Linked DNA regions of Homo sapiens: region 1 is linked to region 2. The links are chromatin contacts, found by Hi-C in ENCODE. All regions are on one chromosome and are shown on one strand. The core of a region is the stretch at or near the end of the contact, and the rest is flanking DNA. Distances in the headings are between cores, read along the strand shown.

Region 1 (5,592 bases), core at 693-3,192, 1.3 Mb before region 2:
CGGGAGTCCATTTTCCCGCCCCCTGGAATTCCAGCTCCTCTCTCCTCCTCCCGGGCCCGCAAGGAAGAGTGGCGCAGGCTCAGCCCGCGGGCTTCAAGGGTTTGCTCCAGAGCCTGCGCTGCCCACCGCGCACGTCGGCCCTCCGCCCCGGGGCATCCTGGCCTGAGCAACGACCCGGGCTCCCGGGCCACCCCCGGCTCCAGCCACCCGCTCCGCCCGGCTGAAACTCAGGCGCTTTCCGAGGAGAAGTGCGGCGGCGGACTGGGCACCGGGCGCGCGCTGGGCGCGGGGCAGGCCAGCCATGGTCAGCGGTCCGCCGGGCGGAGAGTGCCCAGAAGCTACTCGGGAAAAACTTTTCTCTTCCAAGTTTGCTCTCCCGGCCCCAATGCTCCCCAACTCCACCTGCCCGCCGCGGCTCCGCGAGCTCCCAGAGACTCTCTGGGGGTGCAGGGCCCTGGGCTGGAGGGCTTCTTAGTCCCCCGCCAAGTTGGGTCATTAAAAACCACAGGAAATCAAAACCAAGCCCGAAAAGCTTCAGGCAGCGCCGCGCCGCCACCGCCTCCCTAACCCGGGGATTCGCGATCCCATTCCCCAAAAAGACACTTCTTCCTTCCACATCCACCACACCCGCGCCCCAATTTTGGTGCGGAGGGCGGGGTGGGCTGCTGCAAGCGACCCTAGGAAAGACTCAGAGGGTAAGAAAGCCCGCGGCGGGCCTCGACTTACCCAAGAGCGGCAGCGCGAAGTACAGGGTCGCCAGGAACATGGTGCCGGCGCGGGGCTGGTCCCCGCCCCCCCAAAAAAATCCCGAGCCGCCGCTGGGTCTTGCCGAGGGAGCTCAGCGTGCAGCGATCCCCGGACAGCTGTGCTGCTCTGGCCGCCCAAAGTTCAGCTCCATCCAGTGAAAGAGGAAACTCCGGGTCTGGCAGCAGCCACCGCCGCCGGCGACTCAGCTCCGGGATGGCGAGGGCGGGAGGCGGTTCCGCTTTTAGGGGTTCAGGTCCGACCCAACCTGGAAGGGAGGGCGCGCTTTGAGATGAGAGCGGAGAGCGCCGGAGACTCCCCCCACAGAACCCTCTCCCCTCCCCCGTTCCCGCCTTTGGGGAATTTCCAACACCGGGGTGAGGACCCACCCCCACCCAGGTCGGGGTGCATGTGCGTGTTTTCCAGGGGCCGCTGACACGGGGATGGAGGTGAGGGCTGGAGAGGTCTGAAGAGGGTTCCTAAAGTCCAAGGGGGTGTCTGTTGGGTTCAACCCGAGACGCTGAACGCAAGCAAATAAATAAATAAACGGTACTTTCCGAGCGTCGCGAGCGGAGCCTGCAGCTGCCTGGAGTCCGAGCCCTCGGTGGCGGCGGCGGCAGCTCCCTAGCCAGCCCTGGCGCCGAAAGAGCCCCTTCTCCCGGGAAGTTGGCCTCCCCCTCCTCGCGTCAGCCAGCGAGCTCGCTCAGCCGCCGGCCCTCCCCACTCCGATCGCCAATCCCTAGCCCCAGTCGCCGCCCTCCTTCTCCCCGGGACTCGTCTCCCTCCAGAGGCCGCCAAGCCAGGGGGAACCGATGTCCCGACTGGGGCTGAAACCCGGTTCCTGCGCCCCTACCCCCTACCCGCCGCGCGTCCTCGGCTCCCTCCTGGGCGTCCGCTCCTCTCACACTCTCGCCCGGTGCCCAGGACTCGGGCGCTTCCGCACCCCAGCCCAGGGCGAGCGCGCCGGCCCGCAGTCCCGGCGTGCCCCGGCAGGTGCAGCCCGGCGCCACGAGCGCCCCCCGGGCCCTAAAGTTGGGAGACGCCAGCAAAAAGAAAGGGGTGGCCGGAGGAGGGGGGAAGAAGGAGTGGGGAAGAGGGACGGGAAGCGGCAATGGGTTCCCAAACAGAACGAAAAAAACTCCAAATGCCACCAACCTGGACTCAACCGACCGCGTCCAGCTGCGGCGAGGAGCCAGTTTGTTTATTTACTTATTTATTCTTTCAGGGCAATGGTGTCCCCGCCCCCTCCTTCCCTTTCCGGGCTCACTTTATCTGCGCTAGGAAAAGAAAAAAAAGAAAAAAAAATAGATGCGGTAATCTTCGAGAGCTCGAAGGGCCGAGTTGGGCCAGGACGATTTCCGAGCAGAGCCCTCGGCTCGGATGCTCGTTAGGGATGTTAGTGGTTATTGGAAGCGGCGCGGAGAATGGCGTGTTCCGAGGCCAGATTTCTTCTGGCCAGAGGACCCTCGGCCTGCTCCTGTTCCCGCCGCTCCGCAGCTCCAGCTCCCTCCTAAGCTCGCCCGCCAGGCAGCCGCAGCTGCACACGCCCGCTTGCGGTGGGACCCGCGGCCGGACCCGTACTCGCGCACAGGACACGCAGTGTTCTGCAGCCGGCCGCGGGTGCTGCCAGACACACACACTCTCTCTCTCTCTCTCTCTCTCTGTCTCTCTCTCTCTCTCTCTCTCTCACACACACACACAGACACACACACACACATACACGGGCACAAGGGCTCTTTCTTCTTAGGGCAATCGAGCCAGACCCTTCTTCGGAACACAAAGTTTTCCCCCACGTCACTAGTGGCTGTGATTCAAGACTTGGTGCTTTCAAGACACACTCAGACCCAGGACGCTGGAGCGGCGATCCTGGGATGCGCCCATCCGTTCGTCCACGCCAGCGCGTGCACACTCACACTCACACGCACACATGCACACGCAGTCTCTACCTCTCTCCTGGAGCTCCGACAAGGAGACAAAAGCGGAGCCCCCAGCCCACTGCATTTAAACCCGGCCAGACCTGGCTTTAGAAAATTTATAAGCTGACCTCCATTTTGGCTGTTTCGAGAGTAAATTAACAACAACAAAAAAAGCCTAACATGTACACAGCCCTTCGCCCCAACCCCTGGGACCGCTGGTTCCCAGTCGTGCTGCTCACCCCCCGCCCCCCACGCCTGACACACGCTCCCCTTCCCGCACGCCGGGGGGCGCCCGGGGCACCGAAGTCTACACTGGGTCGGGAGACCGGTCTAGGAGCCAGCCGGCAGTGCTCGGGATCTTTGCTGATGTCCAAGTTCATCTCTCGGGGAGACCGAGTTTGAATCAAATCTGCGTGCGCCCAGCTGTCAAATCTGCAAACCTATCACGCCAGACAATGGGCCGCCGCGGAGGACAGACAAGAATGGCTCATTTTGATCGAGGGGGGTAAATTGAAAAGGGCACGGGCTTTGGTTGAAGTTTGAGGCCCGGGTGTCAGGGCGGGGAGAAGAAGAGGAGGAAGGAGGAGGGTTGGGCCGCTCTCCATTCAACCACACATCAGCCAGGCGCGCCCCTCGGCTGCAGCGGCTGCTTGCAGGCGGGCTGCATATTGTGTGGAGTCGCCAAAGAGGGTCTGCGCCTCGGGGCGCGCCCCAAACCCGGGGGACATCCTACGGATCCGCACTTCTCTTGTGCTGTACGCGTGTTCCTCCAGGGTAAGTATGAGGAGACGGACGCCCTCATCAGACACCCCTCCTCCAACACACACACACCCATAGCCACATCATTCAGGGATACTCTAGTTCAGTGTATCAGTTTACACTTGGTTGTTGAGTAAACAAAGCAAACATATGTCACATTTTCGCGACAGATGGTTCAAACCAAGGGCTACTTAAGTTCTCTCTCTCTAACAGTCTAAGTTACAGGCTGAACTAAGCAGAAATGTAATTAAGTCATCTGATCAGTTTCTTCGACTTAAAATGTTTTCCCATATTTTCACAAACAAGCCAGATAAATCCTGGGGATGTGGTTTCAAGGAAAGGAGGGCTGAATATGAACTAAGACTTTGTGTGAAGACTCCGTTTCTCCCCGGTCACCCCAAACAGAAAATCCTCTTTCATTGTTCCATTTCGTAAGTGGAGGAGAATGTCTTCTTTTGGAAAATCAGTAATTGGAATTTCAATTTTCAATAGAGGGACTAGTGCTTACCGGTGCTGATTACTTGGGATAGTTGGATTACAATGAGGTTTAAGACATCATCCACATCTTTTGTAAATGTTCTTTGTTTAGAAATGACTTCATGTTACCCTATATATTCCACGGAATTCTTTTGAATCAAATTTTAACAGGGTGGGGGAAGGGTGAACTAAAAGCTCTCCCAGTGTAGAATATGGGACTTCTTTTTAAAATACAGATGATCTCCAACTTATGATGCTTCTACTTATATTTTTAGACTTTACCATGGTGCAAAAGCCATATACATTCAGTAGAAACTGTATTTTGACTATGGACCATACAATCATTCTATTTTTCACTGTCAGGTTAGTATTGAATAAGTTTCATGAGATAGTCAACACTTTACTATAAAATAGCTTTGTGTTAGATAATTTTCCCCAACTGCCGGCTAATGTAAGTGTTTTGAGCATGTTTAAGGTAGGCTAGGCTAGGCTGTGATGCTTGGTAGTTTAAGTGTATTAAATGCATTTTCAACCTATGATGTTCTCAACTTTTGATGAGTTTATCAGAGCATAAGCCTCATTGGAAGTCAAGGATCATCTGTATTTTTAGCTTCAATAATGTATTTCTGAACCATTCACTCACACTTGTCCTTATTAAGTTTGTGCTGCTGATGAATACAGAGCTTTGTTTTTAAAAAGGTAACAATAAACCCCCAGAGGCTGTAACTGTGTTGTCCAATACAATAGTCACTAGCCATGTGGCTATGTCAATGAAATTAATTAAAATTAAATAAAAGAAAAATGCAGTTCCTCAGTAGCATTAACCATATTTCAAGTGCTCAATAGCTACATGTGGCTGGTGGCTACCATATTGGACAACACAGATATAGATCATTTCCATCATTGCAGCAAGCTCTACTGGACAGCACTACCCTATAATGTTGGTGTGGAATTAGTTAATGTGGTATATACACATATATAAAGTTTTTAGAATAGTAGAATAGTGCATAGAGTGCTTACTTCATAAGCAGCAGCAGTACTGGGGGTTGTAGTTGGAAGGATAATGATGATGATGATGATGATGATGATGATGATGCCTTGTTAGTCTCTTGTAGAAGTCAAAGAATCGATGAAGACACAGCCCACTTCTGGTATGTCAGGATGAGATCAGCAGGCAAAGAAGCCAGGGAGTAGGAGAATCTATATGTCAAAAGCTGATCTTCCAAGGAAAGCTGTGAACAGAAAGATGTGGCCCATACTGTAGCCTAAGACTTCCCGTAGTAGGAGCTAATAAAAATAATAATTAAAAAAATCACTGCTTTACAACTACATCCATTAACTTTTTTTTTTCTTTTTTTCTTCTTTTTTTTGAGACAGAGTCTCGAGCTGTCGCCTGGGCTGGAGTGCAGTGGCATGATCTCAGCTCACTGCAACCTCTGCCTCCTGGGTTCAAGCAATTCTCCTGTCTCAACCTCCTAAGTAGCTGGGATTACAGGCACCCACCACCACAACCAACTAATTTTTTTGTATTTTTAGTAGAGATGGGATTTCAGTATGTTGGCCAGGCTGGTCTCAAACTCCTAACCTTGTGATCCACCCACCTCAGCCTCCCAAAGTGCTGGGATTACAGGCGTGAACCACCACGCCCGGCCTACATCCACTAACTTCTAAAGGTGAGAGAAACACACTGCCCTTG
Region 2 (6,495 bases), core at 2,872-5,371:
AGCTGATGTTTGTACAGCTATATTGTTCACAGACTCTGAAACCCAGTAACAAGCCTTGGAGGTGGGTATGTAATAGCAGCATCAAGGACAGGAGCAAACTTTTATTGTAGTTCATTATGTGCCAGACACTGTCTAAGCACTTTACTTTGTTTATCTCATTGAACAAACCCAGAGCAAAGGTACTATATTATTTATTCCCATTTCAGAGAAGAGAAAACCGAGGCACAGAGAAGTTAGGTAACTTGCCCAAGGTCACACAGTTAAGCTGTAAATGCAAGTCTCTCATCTTGGGGGATGGGGGCAGGTGTATTAAAGTATAATTACATATAGTAAAACTCACCCTTTGTAGTATATGGTTCTGTGAGTTTTGAAAAACACATAGAGTCATGTAAATACCACCACAATCAGGAAGTAGGATAGTTCTATCTTTCTCCAAAACAAGCCCACTGCTACTCCCCACTGCCTCCCAGACAGCATTGGCTGTATTTTTACATATGACAAAATGAGGTGGGGAGGTTTCTGTGTTGCCCAAGGTCATTCAGTGACAGATTCGGAATTAGAACGTTTGAATGTGTCTGCTAGTCCAGCTACCTGGAAAGGTAGATTCCTCAGTCTACAGAGCCCAAGAGGCAGCAGTGGCTTGGGGCACACATGGGGCAGAGGGAGGAAGCCCCTTGCTCTAAGCTGGAGCCTCAGAAATCCCCACATCTCCCACTCCACGCAGGGCTACTTAACCAAACACCCACTCCTTGGGCAGCTAAGGAACAAAGGTGGCTGTATTCTGCAAGGCCTAAATCCACAAGTAAAGTTGAGTGGCAGGGCAGCTGCGCCATCTAGGAGCTTAGGGTCCAGTCCAGACCACAGTGCCCAGTGCCCTGGCACGACTCCACTGGCCAGTCTGGTTAATGAGTTACTATCCTAGTTAATTTCCCTGCACATCGGGGCCAGACCCCGCGAACCTTCCCGGGCCCTTCTGGCCCCGGGAATTAGCATAGATTACCCATGCATGAATTAGCATAGATTACCCAGCTTCTGGGGTTCTGAACTGCCCGACTCACTGGAAACCTGCTTCTCCTTCAAGGGGCTGGAGTGCAGCTCGGGTCTAGCAGCACTTGGAGCAGAGGAACTAGCATATCCTGGTTCCTTCAGGAAGGGGGACACCAGATCTCAGATCCTGCTGCCCCTTTACCCCTGCCTACGTGTTGGCTAGCTAGAGCCCCTGGGGCAAACCTGGCCACAGAAGGGCAGTTTATAAAAGGCAGGTAGCCTGCAGAGGATGCCGACTGACTGAAGTGGGACTGTGGAGCACTCTACCCCTCTACTGCAGCCAGATGTCCCTGCCTGGGGCAGAAGGCTGAGGGGTCCCATCTCCAGCCCAACACTGTCCTGGTTAAGGGAATAATGATTGCACCTTAGCGCCCAGGGCTGCAAGTTTTAAAAGAGGGAAGGCACCCATCACCCTTATACATCACAAACCATCTGGGTCTCACCCAATCTCCCAGACAGACTGGATACCTGTTGCCCTAAAGGTCAATGACTTTTATGCCCCCATCCAAGATCACTAAGGGTGGAGTTTCAGTGGCTCCAGTTTGCAACCTCTGAGTCTCAGGCTGAGTTTGGAGGGTCTGGCCTGAGGGCACTGCCAGAATCTGGCCCTCCAGTCCTCCTTCTGAAGTTTGCATGAAAGGTGCACTCTCCTGCTTGCCAGGATTCAGGATGCACAGTCTGCCTAAGCTGAGTGTTTGTTTCCAGCCTCAAAAACCTGAGGGCGGACCTCTAGCTCCACCCTAAGCTTACTGGCTGGGCACAGCCAAAAGACCTCCCCCCTCTGCCATGTCTTCAGGCTCCCTGCTGGCCTAGCTGGGGTTAGAGGAGAGGCCTGTAACCTCACAGCCTAATTGAGAGAGGGATTTCCAAACTGTAGACAATATTTTGGGGGACAGTGGTCCAGGCCCAAGGGAGGTGCATCTTTAAGTGCACCCCTACCCCAAGGGCTGGATCCAAAGCCCAGAATCTTTGGGCCTGGAAAAAGGGGAGGAGGAGAAAGCAAAGCCACCTGGAACTGACAGAGGGACAATACTGGGCTAGGACCCCAGCCCAGAACTTCGAAGCCTAAGGGAAAGGCAGGTGTCTCCCACTGTGAGGGCAAAGCTGAGGCGCACACCTGTCTCATCTGTGAAGATGTGTATGTGTGTTCCCTGGGAAGGTGTGGGGTGGGGGCAACAAAGATGATCTCTGCCAGTTCCTCACGAATCTGTCTGGTGCCCTGACAACCCCGGAAAACACTGCTCCCAACTCCTCTCTTGCCTGGTTTCCCAAAAGAGGTTTTTGGACACTTGCCCCAACACAACATTATATCTGGAATAAAGGAGTAATTGACACAAACATAAATATACACCAGATGAAACCAAGGGAGGAAGCAGGTAGCTCGTCCTGAGACCTGTCCCCTCAACTATGCATCTGGTGGCAGTGCAGCCTGGCTCACGGTGGACTTCACTCTTCTCCTCCCATTGCCATCGGCTTCCCAGGTTTCACGGCAACCTAGTCACCAAACACAGGCAATTCTGCGTTCTTAGGAGAAATGACAGGGGCCTGGGAGTAATAGTTTTAAACGACGCTAGAATTTTTTTTTATCATTAATTGTAAACGTGCAAAATACCTGCTGGTACTTCACTTTAGAAGAATGTAATTGGCAAAAGGAAAAAAAGGAAAAAAGAGGCGGCTGATGAATAGATAATAGATCTTTAACCACCAATAAACAGAGAGCAGCGCCAGCAGCCTGGGGATGTGATCATAATTATGCCGCCGCGCGAGCCAATGGGGACGAGGGAACTCGGTCCTAAAATCATCCCAAAACCGAAGGCGAGCTCGAAAATGCGGACACGGCCCGGGACCGGAGATGCGATCCGTAGTCGTTAGTTGCACTGGGTTTGCACAGCAACCACCACCCCCCCACCAACCCCGGGACAACAGATGGCATAATAATAATAATAGAAATAATAATAATAAAATAATATCATCTATAATAATAATAACATTGACCACACTGACAAAAATAATTACGACGGAACCTTAATAGTACAGTAGCACCATATCGGGCTCTCCCCTGACCTTGGACTGCCGGTCCCAGATATTCCAGAAGGAATTGTTTTGGGGAAGGAGGTGAGCACCCTCCCAGACAGAAAACGCTAGAGACCGTGGGGCGAGAGAGGGAGAGAGTTGGAAGCCCACTGCTCCGGCGGGGTCGGCAGCTCCCGGTCTCAACTCGCAAACGAACGAGCCGGGTCAAGAATCGCGAACGCACCGACCCTGGGACCTCGAGGCTAAGCGTGGTTGATGGGGTGGGAGGACCCCGTACCCCTCACTCCAGGATCCCTCCTGGCCTAGGAAACCGCTGGGAGTTTTGCTAAGTGTGGGGATTGGTATAACCGAACGGCGCCTTTAGCCCGGGAACCAGCCCCTGCCCGCTTACCCTCGCGGTGCTCTTGGGGCGATCCCAGTTCTCCCGACGCGGGGCCGCGTAAGGCAGCAGCGGCGGAGCGCTAGGCTAGAGGAATCTGTCTGTCCTTCTGTCCTACCAGCTTGGGCGAGGCAGGCTCGGGATTCAGGGGGCCGCAGCGGAGGCGGCGCCGGCCAGGGACTCTGCAGGGACCGGGGTGCCCCGGAGGGAGTGGTGCTGGTGGAGGAGGAGGCGGTGGCTGAGGGGGAGTAGGTGGGGAAAGAGGAGGAGGAAGAAGAGGAGGAGGAGGAAGAAGAGGAGGAGGAGGAGAAGAAGAAACTGGAGGAAGAGGAGGAGGCGAAGGAGGAGGAGAAGCCGCAGCGGGCGCCGCAGGAGCGAGTGAGCTGGGAGCGAGGGGCGAAGGCGCGGAGAAGCCCGGCCGCCCGGTGGGCGGCAGAAGGCTCAGCCGAGGCGGCGGCGCCGACTCCGTTCCACTCTCGGCCCGGATCCAGGCCTCCGGGTTCCCAGGCGCTCACCTCCCTCTGACGCACTTTAAAGAGTCTCCCCCCTTCCACCTCAGGGCGAGTAATAGCGACCAATCATCAAGCCATTTACCAGGCTTCGGAGGAAGCTGTTTATGTGATCCCCGCACTAATTAGGCTCATGAACTAACAAATCGTTTGCACAACTTGTGAAGAAGCGAACACTTCCATGGATTGTCCTTGGACTTAGGGCGCCCTGCCCGCCTTTTGCAGAGGAGAAAAAACTTTTTTTTTTTTTTGCCTCCCCCGAGAACTTTCCCCCCTTCTCCTCCCTGCCTCTAACTCCGATCCCCCCACGCCATCTCGCCAAAAAAAAAAAAAAAAAAAAAAAAGAAAAAAAAAGAAAAAAAAAGAAAAAAAATTACCCCAATCCACGCCTGCAAATTCTTCTGGAAGGATTTTCCCCCCTCTCTTCAGGTTGGGCGCGTTTGGTGCAAGATTCTCGGGATCCTCGGCTTTGCCTCTCCCTCTCCCTCCCCCCTCCTTTCCTTTTTCCTTTCCTTTCCTTTCTTTCTTCCTTTCCTTCCCCCCACCCCCACCCCCACCCCAAACAAACGAGTCCCCAATTCTCGTCCGTCCTCGCCGCGGGCAGCGGGCGGCGGAGGCAGCGTGCGGCGGTCGCCAGGAGCTGGGAGCCCAGGGCGCCCGCTCCTCGGCGCAGCATGTTCCAGCCGGCGCCCAAGCGCTGCTTCACCATCGAGTCGCTGGTGGCCAAGGACAGTCCCCTGCCCGCCTCGCGCTCCGAGGACCCCATCCGTCCCGCGGCACTCAGCTACGCTAACTCCAGCCCCATAAATCCGTTCCTCAACGGCTTCCACTCGGCCGCCGCCGCCGCCGCCGGTAGGGGCGTCTACTCCAACCCGGACTTGGTGTTCGCCGAGGCGGTCTCGCACCCGCCCAACCCCGCCGTGCCAGTGCACCCGGTGCCGCCGCCGCACGCCCTGGCCGCCCACCCCCTACCCTCCTCGCACTCGCCACACCCCCTATTCGCCTCGCAGCAGCGGGATCCGTCCACCTTCTACCCCTGGCTCATCCACCGCTACCGATATCTGGGTCATCGCTTCCAAGGTACGTGCCACGTCGCGGAACTGCAGCGCGCCGCTCCCGCCGCATCCTTCACTGCCCCCGGCCTGCTCCGGGTGGGCGCTTGGCAAGGCCTGGGCGGAGGTTCCTCCGGCTCGCGGGCCAGCGCGCCCTGTTGGGAAACTAGGCGGCGCGGGGCCGGGCGTGGTGTCGATCCCCAGTCTCCGAAGCTACGACTGGTTTGGAGTGATGGCCTGCGGGCCGCTTGACCCTTTGGGAAGGGGTGCGAACGGAGAAGTTGTCCCCCAGTGCGCTCGAATCAGAGCAGGCTGGGCTGTGCGTGCCCGGCGCCGCGGAGCCCAGAGCCCGCGGGATCCCCAGGCTCCTGGTACCCTCGGCAATGCCCCCAACCGTCCTGGCTCCGAGGGGCGCGGACAGGACTCGGCCGCCAGGCTTGCTTTCGACTGCGTTCGACCCTGTTCACCACCCACTTTGCGCCCCTTCAGTCCAGACCCGCGGCTTCTTAGTCTTCCACCCTCTTCTGGAGGCGAGAGGATCCTCGCGCCCCGGGAGAAAAGTATGGGATTTGTTTTTTCTTTCCTGCTTTTCGGAGGCCTGGGGAGGGGCGGGAACCCGTGCGGGAGGAAAGCTCCAGGGCTTGGCGCTCTCGCCGCGACCTGCTTAATTGGGGCGCCGAGCAGCCACAGCGGGAAGGCAGGTTCGGTCTGGTTTTTGTTTTTCTTTCTTTCTTTAAAAAAAAAAAAAAAGAACCTGGTCAGGAAACTGTCTTAGAGGGAAATATCTGTTCGTGTGTTTTCATTTCTTGCGATATTTTTTATTTGTTTGTTTTTCTCTGGGTACGGGGTGGGAGGAGGAGAGTTAAAACTTCAGAAAAAGGAGTAATTAGTTTACGGATTGGAGTCAGTAAAAGACCTACCTCCGGCGGCAGCCGATCAATACTCCGCGGCTTGTCCATTCATTAACCCATTGCGTTCCTGCCGGAGCCTAGAATCGGGTAGATGTCACCCCCCTCCCCATATTTTAAAAAATCAAACCAAAGGAAAAAAAACCCAAAAAGCCTTTTACCCTTAATCCCGAACTGGATTTGCCTGCATCCTGCCTGGACTGTCGGCTTGTTTTTCTTTGTTTGGGTTTTCGGTGAATCGATTTCCTATGCTAATGAGTGAACCCAAAACTCTGAGGCTTTGCTTGAAAAGTTTAGGGCTGCCCTTCCTCATTCGCTATCAGTCATGCTTATGGTCCCCTCACCAGACCCGGAGCCGCTGGGATCTTCCTGCGTTACAGACTGTCCTGGCGGTGTCTGCAAGTCGGTAACCCCCCGGGTTTCGATCCCTTCGCTCGCGTTTCTCTTCTAGTTCTCGGGAGCCGGGAGCCCCGGAGCCCAGTTCGCGAGAGGCAGCAGCGGCTGTAGCCAAGCACACCCGCCGGCCAGATTTCTGTCCCGATCGGGCTTCAACGACTCGCCCCGCC

What was found. Hi-C counts contacts between places; a loop is a spot of excess contacts on that map. Pooled maps may share reads with other maps.
Region 1: a loop to region 2 is called in a pooled map, with 19 times the contacts of the local background. The contact joins the promoter of GFRA1 here to the promoter of EMX2 in region 2. A Hi-C loop is called at or near these places in 4 of 37 single-sample maps with no recorded cell type and 7 of 50 pooled maps.

What each region holds. Positions count from the first base shown.
Region 1 is chr10:116,271,264-116,276,855 of GRCh38, forward strand. GFRA1 (GDNF family receptor alpha 1) reads right to left here and starts at 1,943. Exons shown (of 11, transcript NM_005264.8): 1 at 1,900-1,943; 2 at 727-1,012. The coding sequence starts at 766. LOC107984273 (a long non-coding RNA gene) reads left to right here and starts at 2,746. Exons shown (of 2, transcript XR_001747598.2): 1 at 2,746-5,569. RefSeq lists an enhancer at 2,108-2,945 and a silencer at 2,154-2,448.
Region 2 is chr10:117,538,625-117,545,119 of GRCh38, forward strand. EMX2 (empty spiracles homeobox 2) reads left to right here and starts at 4,122. Exons shown (of 3, transcript NM_004098.4): 1 at 4,122-5,049. The coding sequence starts at 4,644. It also overlaps EMX2OS. RefSeq lists enhancers at 5,337-5,959, 5,960-6,495.